Linked DNA regions of Homo sapiens: region 2 is linked to region 1. The links are chromatin loops, found by intact Hi-C in ENCODE. Cell type or tissue: uterus. All regions are shown on one strand.

Region 1 (5,000 bases):
TGCAGAGTCCTCGACAACCATGAGGCTTCTGATTGGAACTTCCTGCAGTAAGGGGCTGACCACCTCAGAAATGAGACTATTTGCATTGTTGGAAAGTCTTGCTAGGAAAGTCTTTCTTGAGTGGAACTGCAAGATGCCTCTCTCCTTTAGAACAATACAGACTAAAATCTAAGCTGGCTGCCTCATGGTAGCTGTTTCGTCATTTGAAGACAGCTTTTGGCCAGGCATGATGGTTCACACCTGTGATCCCAGCACTTTGGGAGGCCTAGGTGGGAGGACCACTTGAGGCCAGGAATTCAAGACCAGCCTGGGGAACATAGTGAGACCCTGTCTCTATTTAAATAAAATAAAATAAAAATAAAATAAGATAAGATAAAATAGGCTGGGCGCAGTGGCTCACGCCTGTAATCCCAACACTTTGGGAGGCCGAGGTGGGTGGATCACCTGAGGTCAGGAGTTTGAGACCAGCCTGGCCAACATGGTGAAACCCCATCTCTACTAAAAATACAAAAATTAGCCAGGTGTGGTGGTTCACACCTGTATTCCCAGCTACTAGAGAGGCTGAGGTGGGAGGATCACTTGAATCCGGGAGGTTGAGGTTGCAGTGAGCCAAGCAGAGATTACAACACTACACTCCAGCCTGGGCAACAGAGTGAGACTCCATCTCAAAAAGTAAATAAATAAATAAAAATAATAAATAATAAAAAGTAAAATTAAAAGATAAAAAATTCAATAAAATGAAATAAAATAAAGACAGCTTTTATGTACTCCTAAATCAGCGGTGGGAAATAGTTTCTACCTGATGTGCCAACTGTGCTGGATTGCAGTGACAGCTGGCGGTCTGTGTTGAGAAGTATTCTGAGGCTGTGTCAGGGTCAGCAGGAGAGTATCAGATCTGCCCTGGGCTTGGGGCTGGGCATGGTGTATATGGACGGTGTGTTTATTTTCTCTGCTAAGCGTTTATGCTTAGATTCTGCCATCATGCTTTAGGTGACTTATTCCCTCATTCTCTGGTCTCTTTTTCTGGCCACACTTCAGCTTATCAACATTTAAAAAGCCATCTGGCTGCCATCTCTTCTCCCTAATTCATTTCTAGGGTGGATTTGACCAATCTGGCTGGCCCAGCTGTGGTCTCTCCTAGAGCATTGTTTCCTGCAATATCTTCCCAAATAGAGGAGGACCATTTTTGGATCTGCAGTCTGCTAATAAACCTTCCAAATTATTAACGGGTCTCTTAAAATCTGGAGCCCAAGCTAAGTAAGCACTGTCTTTCAGAAGTACTCTCAATGGTTCGGAGGCTAGCAGGACTAATAATACATCCCTTGATCCTGTTAATGCGGCTTAAAGGTTGTGTTAGCTTTTTCCCTGTGTTTGTAAAGCCGAAGCTGTAGTGTACCCCCTGCTGCGGATGGTGAGGGCAGGAGAGCCAGATGCAGTGGGGGCAAGATCTCCTCCTGTCCCCTCCCTGCCTCTGTGACTCTTGGTGGCTTGGGGGGCCTGGGGCCTGCAGGGGTGACATATGGCCCCACCGAGGTCCAAAGGCCACAGGTCTCATTCTGTCACAATGAAGTTGTCTGCCCTAAAGGTCCCTGGATCACTGTCAGTCTTGACACTGGAGCAACCTGAAAAAAATAAGGACAATGTAGACATTTTCTCATAAACCTAATGGCACACAATTCAAGACCTGCTCTTTATTACACAAATGATGGTCTTCATTTCCTGCGTGTGGTGTGGTGTGGTGTGTGTGTATGTGTGTGTCAGAAATTATCCTTTCTTAAACAATTGAGGTAGTTCTTCTCCCTGCCCCGAATACCCTTTGAAAAGTTGGCCACCCTCTGTAGATCCCCTTCCTTTTGCGGGGAGGAGGGAGTCTTACCAGGCTGTGAAAGCTGGTCTAAAAACCCCAGCCTTGTCCAAGGTGAGGCCCATCAGAATTTGACGTGCCCCCTTGGAGGGTCTTGAAGAAGCAATCTGGCATCTCAATGAGGCCCCTGTGGCACAGGATTGGGCCATTAATAGTTAAAGTAGTTAAATTTCTCACAGCCCAATGTATTGGAAAGGCAGCAATGTTTTCATTTAGACCTTAGGGCTGGGGTATAATTTAAGGAGAGTGGATTTTGATTTAGGAACTCAGTTAACGAGTGCCAGCCTTGTCAATTTTTTTTTATTGTGTCGAAAAGCACATCACATAAAATTTACTATCTTAACCGTTTTAAATGCACAGTTCAATGACGTTAAATACATTGATAATGTTGTGCAACCGTCACCACCATCCATCTCCAGAACACTTTTCATCTTGTAGGACTGGAACTGCACCCAGTGAACAGGAACTCCCTGTTCCTCCCCCATTCCCTGGCAATCACCAGTCTACTTTCTGTTTCCGTGGTTTTGGCTCCTCTAGGCATCTCGTGTGAGCGGACTCATACAATATTTGTCCTCTGTGTCTGCTGTAGTTTAGTTAGCGTAATGCTTCAGGGTTCATCCGTGTTGAGGCGTGTGTCAGAATTCCCTTCCTTTTTAAGGCGGAGTAATATCCCATTGTATGCGTAGAGGCCGCATCACGTTCATCCGCTCCTCTGGGGAGGGACACTTGGGTGGCTTCCGTGGTGTGGCTCATGTGCTGCGGTCTTGTCAGTTTTTAGCCATGGCTCGGGAAAGTGACTTGGCCCCTCAGTACCTCCGTTTCCTCATCCATTACATCGGAGCCTGTCCTCTACGTGGGACTGAAGTAAGAATCGTTGTTTGTGACAGTGCGTAACTGCAACAGTCCATCGAGTTGAAGTTATTTCTGAGAGCACTGGGCTAGCATTTCTTAGGGTATCTGCTCTGTGGCCATTCAGCTTTGCCAGCCTGAAGTGTAGGAGGAAGGTGGGAGACGGTTCAGAGAAACGATACGGAGAGGACCGGGCTGTGGCTGCTCCACAGGGTGTTTTGGGTGGGGCAGTTCTTCACTGTGGGGACTGTCCCTTATATTGCAGATGCTTAGTACCTTGACCCCTGCCCGTTAAATGCTGGTAGTACTCTCCAGTCATTGTGTTGACTTAAAACGTATGCCCATAATTTTGTATTCCCCTTGTGGGGGATGGTCCTGCCTCCAGGTGAGAGGCAGGGCCTGAGTGTTCTAGAAGGGTCTGTGGAAGTAAGAAGATGAAGCACAGAAGAGGGAAAGCATAAGAGAATGACCTGGTGGGCTGATACATCTGCAGTGTGCATACTAACAGTTGGTGCTCAGGCCCTCTGAGTGTGCATTAGTCAGGGGCCTCCAGATAGAACCAGCTGGAGAGTATATATACATATATATATGTATACATGTGTGTATGTGTATGTGTGTATATGCCTATCTATCTGTGTGTCTATCTGTCTGAGGGGAGTTATTAGGGGGATTGGCTCACATCATAATGGAGGTTGGGAAGTCCCATGCTAGGCCATCTACAAGCTGGAGATCCAGGGAATCCAGGAGCGTTGGCCAGTGTAAGTCTGAAAGTCTCAGAACCAGAGAAGCCAATGGTGCAGCTTTCAGTCTAAGGCCAAAGGCCTGAAAACTGAGGGGAGGCCGCTGGTTCAAGTCCTAGAGTCCAAAGGCTGGGGGACCTGAGTTCTGATGTCTAAGGGCAGGAGAAGAAGGATGCCCCAGCTCCAGGAAAGAGAGAGAAGCAGTGTGCCTTTCCTCTGCCTTTGTGTTCTATTCAGGGCCTCAGCTGATTGGCTGGTGCCAACCCACATGAGTGATCTTCCTTACTGGGTCCACTGGTTCACATGCCAGTGCCTTCCAGAAGCACCCTCACAGACAGACCTAGAAATAATGCTTTACCAGAGATCTGGGTGTCCCTGATTCCAGTCAAGTTGATACCTAAAATGAAGCATCAGCATTGAGCAGAGAGGAGCTTGGGTCACAGAAGGACCACAGCTCTGGGAGGGAGGCAGAGGTCTGTGTTCAAATACCAAGCTTCCTCCTAACTAGTGAGGGAGGCTTGAGAAAATCTCCCACCTCTGGGCCCCATCTGTAAAGTGAGGGCTTTGGAAAAGGTGGTCTTTTTCAACTCTGTGGCTCCAGGATTTGAAGGCCGAACAGCGTAGATTTCAGTGAGCCGAAAGTAAGGGCTGCTCGCCTTTGGGATTGGGTGGAAAAAGGTAAAATCTAACAAGGAGGCTGGAGTGGGAAGAGCTGACCTGCTGAAATTGCTTCCTAGACCTTCTCATTCTCTTTCTTTTGATCGTTTGTTGAAATACAGTTCATTTTTGAATATGTAAAATAGACACACAGTATCATATTCAAAACATAAAAGATATTATAAGTAGAGTAAAAAGTAAATTTCCCCCTCCACCACTTAGCTCTCCTTCCTCAAAGGCCACCTCACTTTATCCTCCCAGGAATACTGGACTCTCATTTTCTTTGAACCAGGACTCAGAAGATTGTTTCAAATGCAGCTTGCTTGTTGTGCCTTTGACTTTCTGGTCTGAAGGGTGAGAAATTTGATCCATCCTCCTGTAGCGTGTGGTTAGTTTCCTACAATGAATTTTCCTTATTAGTCATAGTTTCTTTTTGCAACTCTTGGATAGAGATACTGCCTTTTTCATCACTCTTTTTATTTCTCTTACCCCCAAATTCCTGGTCCTTCATCTGAATCAAAGGATGCCATAAGCACAGATCAAAACCGAGATAGGACATCTGGATGCCTTCCAGCTTCTCCATCCATGGATTTCAGAGGGGCTCATTTTACATAATTGTCTATTTCAGTGATTTCTAAAATGGTTTCATAGCTTCCTATTTTCTTTTGTCTTGGAGTTTAACTTAGTCCTGCAAGTAACTGCTTTGCTGTTTATCTGGTGTTTAAAAGTTTTTGTTCAGTGACTGGGAAGCACTGTTGGATGTTAACAGTAAACCGAGGGAGGAACCCTGGACTCGGAGGCAGAAAGCCTGGGTTTGTGCAAAGCAGGCTTCTTTATTACTGTGTGACCTTCGGCAAGCTCCTTGGGCTTTCTGAATCACTGCTTCCTCA
Region 2 (5,000 bases), 69 kb after region 1:
TAGCTCTTTCCCTGGCCCACTCCTCTTCAGCCTTTAGATTTCAGCTGAGATGCCATTACTTTCGGGACCCCCTCTTGATCTCCCTGGCACCCCCTCATCTCATTAGGCTCACCTCCCTGTATCCACCCTGTGCCCTGCACTTGCCCTATCCCAGTGTTCATCTCACTGGATTACAGTTGCTTGTCAGTCCTCCTTCGTGGTCTGTTTACTCCATGAAGAAAGGGGCAGGTGTGTTCTTTGCCCACCACTGTTTCCCCAGCACCTGCACGGTATTGGACACGTCGGGGGCACTCAACAAACCCATGGTGAATGAATGGATGGAGCCATGGCTGGCTGGATGGGGTGCATGAATAGATGGGGGAAACAGGTGCTAGGTGGTTTGAGCCTGTTAGCTACTGCCGTAGAATTGTGCGTGACAACCATATCACCTTGGTGACATCAGTAACAGGTATTTATTGCTCACATGTCTGGAGTTATCTGGAGGTCAGCTAGGCAGTTCTGTTGAACTTGGCTGGGATTACTTGCATGTCTGAGGTTGGCTGTTTGGCTAAGGTGACTAGGGCAGTGCAGCGCCACTGCTTTTTCCCTCACCCTCCTGCAGGCCAGCCCAGACATGTGCTGCTGGTGATGGCAGGGGTGCAAGAGCAAACAGAGACACTCAAGGCATCTTGGAGCCCGACTGTAGCTGGAGTAGCACATTCTACTGGGCAAAGCAAGTCACAGGGCAGCTCTGTTTCAAGGAGTGGGGAACTAGATTTTGCCCCTTTAGTGAGAAAGGAATTGTAGACACATGGCAACGATTATGGATACAAGGAGAGACTGAAGAAGTGGGGCTATTAATGCAATTAACCTGCCTCATGGGACATCAAAAGTCCTGGGTCATAGCTTAGGATTAGGAAACTGAGGTGCAGTTAATGAACTTGGCCAGCTCTCAACTAACTGGGACCTAGGGGAAGACACATGTGCCAGATGGGCTCTCTAGCTTCAGGTTTCTTTTTTTCTTTTCTTTTTTTTTTTTTTTTTTGAGACGGAGTCTTGCACTGTCACCTGGGCTGGAGTGCAGTGGCGCGATCTCGGCTCACTGCAACCTCCGCCTCCCGGCTTCAAGCGATTCTCCTGCATCAGCCTCCTGAGTAGCTGGGATTACAGGCGCCTGCCACCACGCTCGGCTAATTTTTTGTATTTTAGTAGAGATGGGGTTTTACTATGTTGGCCAGGCTCGTCTCGAACTCCCGACCTTGTGATCTGCCTGCCTCAGCCTCCCAAAGTGCTGGTATTACAGGAGTGAGCCCCCATACCCAGTCTCCAGTTTCATTCCCTAGAAATAAGGGAATGATGTTGATGCTGCTCAACTCACATAATTCCAAGGAATCCATTCTTTCTTCAGCCCACTCTCAGGTTTGGGGAAGGATTACAAACTGTAAAGTGCTGTGTCATGGGAAGCAGAATTGCTCTTCCAGAAGCACTTGGCCCCCAGAACTGGGGAGGAGCATGGGGTAGTGGAGAAAGGATGGACTATGAGATGAGGAACCTGTCTGTAGGCCCCATGTCCCAGGCCCCACGTCCCAGGCTTCTGATATCTCAGGTTCTCCATTGTAAATTGGAGGCCCCGTGGGGTCAAATAAATAATGGATGCAAATGGATTTCAAAAAAATATCAAACACTCTGTGGTTGTAAGGTATTATTGGAAATGGGGGTACCCTGTTTCAAATAATTGCCAAAGTAGCTATTTGACAAGTCTGGCTTCACCCCATGGCACTTCCTCTGTCTCCCCAGATGAGATGGTTGGGAGTAAACTGTTCTGAAAAGATGCTTCCAGAGTCCAAGAAAATGACAAACAAGACTTCCTAGATGTTCTTTTCCTGCATGACACCATGAGGCACTGCCCCCAAAATTGCTGGTGCTTGTAGCACACATTCCTCTGCTTGTTTTCTGCCTAGCACAGAGAAATGCTGGGGTTGATGGTTTTTCTAGGGCGTTTTCTTCTTCCAGTCCCTGAAATAAAAGCCGGCGTTTCTGGAGGAGAGGCAGGCATCTCCGCCCTCATCCCTTTATCCTCCTCCTCCTCCTGCTCCTCCTTCTCCCTCCCTGAAGTTGATGCCCTTGGTGATTAGCGTTGTCCTCCCTGAGATGCTAATGGAGGTTCTCTTGGACACTTAAGCTAAACTGGATCCGTGGGTATTTCTCTCACTGGCTTTGGAGGAAGAAAACCAACAAAACAGCCCCTCCCTGGCTCTGGAGACAATCTCAGGCGTGGGAGGTGAGGCTTAATGCCTTTTATTCCCAAACTTTGCAGAGGGGCTTCTGAAAGATGGGAGGGAGAGGCCAGAGTGTGGTGACACCATCTGAGGGTCTGGGCCCCATCACAGCCCTGGTGGACCCTGGCCTGCCCATGTCATCTGCTTTAGTGGCTCTGGCACAGGCTGCATTCCTTTCTCCTGGAGGCTTCACCTCTCTCCAGAGGCCACCACTCTGGACGGCTGTGTGGAAACACCTGGGCCAGAATGCATCCAATTCCCGCAGAGCAAAAGGAAGCGCTTGGATGCTTCTTGCTGCGAGCACATTGTTATTTTTCTTTCCTCTCTCATGAATCATTCTGCCTGGAATCTTCCCTGGAAGGGCTCATCTGGCTAATGATTCTGTGCCCAGAATCAGGGATTTTGATGCACTGATGAGTGACAAGCTGAGGTGGCTGAGATTTAGGGGCAGGGAGCCTTCAGTCTGGGCTCACCTAGTCCGGGGCTCAGGTTGTGGCTACAGCACCTGACAGCCGAGTTCATTAACTCAACCACCGTTTCCCAGTCCTAGGCTGCTGTAGGTTTGTGGTCAGTGTTAAATGAGATCAGGTGTGTGAAACTGCCTCGCACAGATGGGTTTTGAATCTGACTGGAGTATGATCAACCCTTGAGCCTACTGACCCCTTACCCCACTTCTCTGGTGGCTGCCACAACCCCATATTCTTGTCCTCTACAGTAGAAGAAATCAAGGTGGGGGCCTGGCAGGCTCTGACTTCCAGAAAGCATTCCTCTTGTTTTGTGTTTACTTCTGCAAAAGTAAGAAGTAAAAATGGGGGTGTGTCCTTGGGCAAGTTATTTAATCTCCCTGAACTTCAGCCTCCTCATCTTGACAATGGGAATGGTATTGTCTGTGTTGTAGGGAAAGTTTTAGAAGTAACAGATGTAGAGTTGGGTATAGATTCAGTACTTGGTAAGTGCTAGCTGGATTAATTTCACATCCCACACGTCTCTGGTCTTACCAAACTGCAGGTGTGCGTGGAGGGGGTCCATTTCTGCCACTCATAGCCTACATTGCATCACAGCAGGCTGCCACCGCTGGGCGTCAGGTCTCCAGAGGCATCTCACGTGTACATGAACAATTCTGCTCATGCTGTGGTTGACCTCTGCTTCCTGCCAAGCACCCAAGAGGGACGCATCGTCCTCGCGCCCTGCAGGGTGTACCTTGTGGGGTTCCCGCTCCTCTTCTAGCACCTGGTCCTGGTGCTCTCTGTCTGCATACCTTCAGATGCCCCTGTGTTCCCATCAGTCTGTGTTGCTCTAGAACCATCCCTGTGCTAAGCCAAGGTGTGGAAGAAGCCCTTCCCTTAACTCTGCCAAGCTTTCTCATGAAATCTCATCATCTCCCATGAGACATCTGAATTGGGCCTTGAAGTATGAGTAGGAGTTCACCAGGTGAGGGGTAAATGTAAACTTATATTTCACTTAGAGGCCACTTCTTCTCCCAGACTGGCTTCCTTTTCATTAATTTTTGAAATCAGTTATAGAAATTGATGCTGGGGTTACCTGTCTGCACCTCTGGTTTCGCTTGGGGCTATAAAGTCCCTGCTATTATAGCAGCAGCTTCACATCACTGCCACTCTTATCACCAACTACAGGTGGAGCGGGACTCTAAACTGGGCAGTCTAAGGGAAATGCTGTGTGTGAACTCTACTACAAGAACCTTTGCATTTGAGATGGGCCCTGTGGCACTCCACGCATGGGGTTCTTGTACAAGTTAGCAAACCAGGATTTGTCAGTCAACACGTGGAATACCTGCTTGATGGAAGGAGCTCGATTGATAAGTCTTAGTTGAGTCTCCCTGTCCCTAATTGTAGTATGGCAGTAGCCTTCTAACTAGTCTCTTCTACCGATTCACTTGCCTCTATGCTGCCACCAGGTTTTCTGTAACATTGACTGTGGGGTAAGGCCTAAGCCCCTGAACATGGCCTTCAAGGCTATTCACCATATGGCTACAAGGAGCCCTTTCTGCCTGAGCTTCTTCCATGCCCTGCTAAACTTCTTAACTTTTAGCCTTGTTGAACCCCTCGCCAGTCCCTGAACAGGTCACATACTTCCAGACCTCAGGGCCTTTGCCCACTCACCATATCCCTCATGCCTTCTCTCTCCTCACCTGGTGAACTCCTATCCAACCTTTGAGGCCAGGCATGCATGCCCAGTGAAACCTCCCTGGCCCTTTTAGTTCCTACCATCTCCCCTACTTCCTGAGTTCCTTTCCTTCTTGATGTTCTTCTTTTGTGTGTACCCCTGTTTTAGCTCATTGTAATGTTGTGATTTTTTGTATTTGTTAGTGTCTGCCGAATTCCTCAAGGGAAGCTCCTGAGTCTCTCCCAGGGTTGTACATTCTTTTCCTAGCACAGAGCCTGGCAGATGCTAATAAATGTTGTATGAATCTGTAAATGAATGATTGAATATGGAAATAGGGAGTTCAATATGAACTAGGTTAGCCATGTCTTAGGAGGAAAGGGGATTTTGAGTATTTGAGTCAAACATAAAAACTTATATTAAAAACTTACATAAAACAGAGAGAAAGGAAAGAGAAAGAGAAAGCCAGGCGCAGTGGCTCGTGCCTATAATCCCAGCACTTTGGGAGGCCAAGGTAAGTGGACCACCTGAGGTCAGGAGTTCGAGAACAGCCTGGCCAACATGGCGAAACCCCGTCTCTACCACAACTACAAAAATTAGCTGGGCATGGTGGCATGCGCC

What was found. A loop is a pair of places that touch in the nucleus more often than their neighbours do. Peaks named below come from ENCODE experiments on the same cell type or tissue, not always from the same donor. Only the 100,000 strongest peaks of a DNase experiment are listed, where the experiment ranks them.
Region 2: it touches region 1 in a loop (10-fold over the local background); 2 of 110 quality-filtered maps call a loop at or near these places.

The regions. Positions count from the first base shown.
Region 1 is chr3:9,214,353-9,219,352 of GRCh38, reverse strand. The region is part of intron 1 of SRGAP3 (SLIT-ROBO Rho GTPase activating protein 3); the gene reads left to right. It overlaps SRGAP3-AS3 (SRGAP3 antisense RNA 3), which reads right to left and starts at 2,458. Exons shown (of 5, transcript NR_103443.1): 1 at 2,364-2,458; 2 at 1,877-1,991; 3 at 800-1,622; 4 at 1-144. In uterus, no CTCF peak of the experiment used is centred here; a DNase peak (open chromatin) is centred at 2,382; H3K27ac peaks cover 3,603 bases.
Region 2 is chr3:9,145,238-9,150,237 of GRCh38, reverse strand. All of the region lies in intron 1 of SRGAP3 (SLIT-ROBO Rho GTPase activating protein 3), which reads left to right. Among named protein-coding and RNA genes, the nearest start is that of SRGAP3-AS2, 45 kb to the left of the region's middle. In uterus, no CTCF peak of the experiment used is centred here; DNase peaks (open chromatin) are centred at 2,167, 2,477 and 3,384; H3K27ac peaks cover 3,468 bases.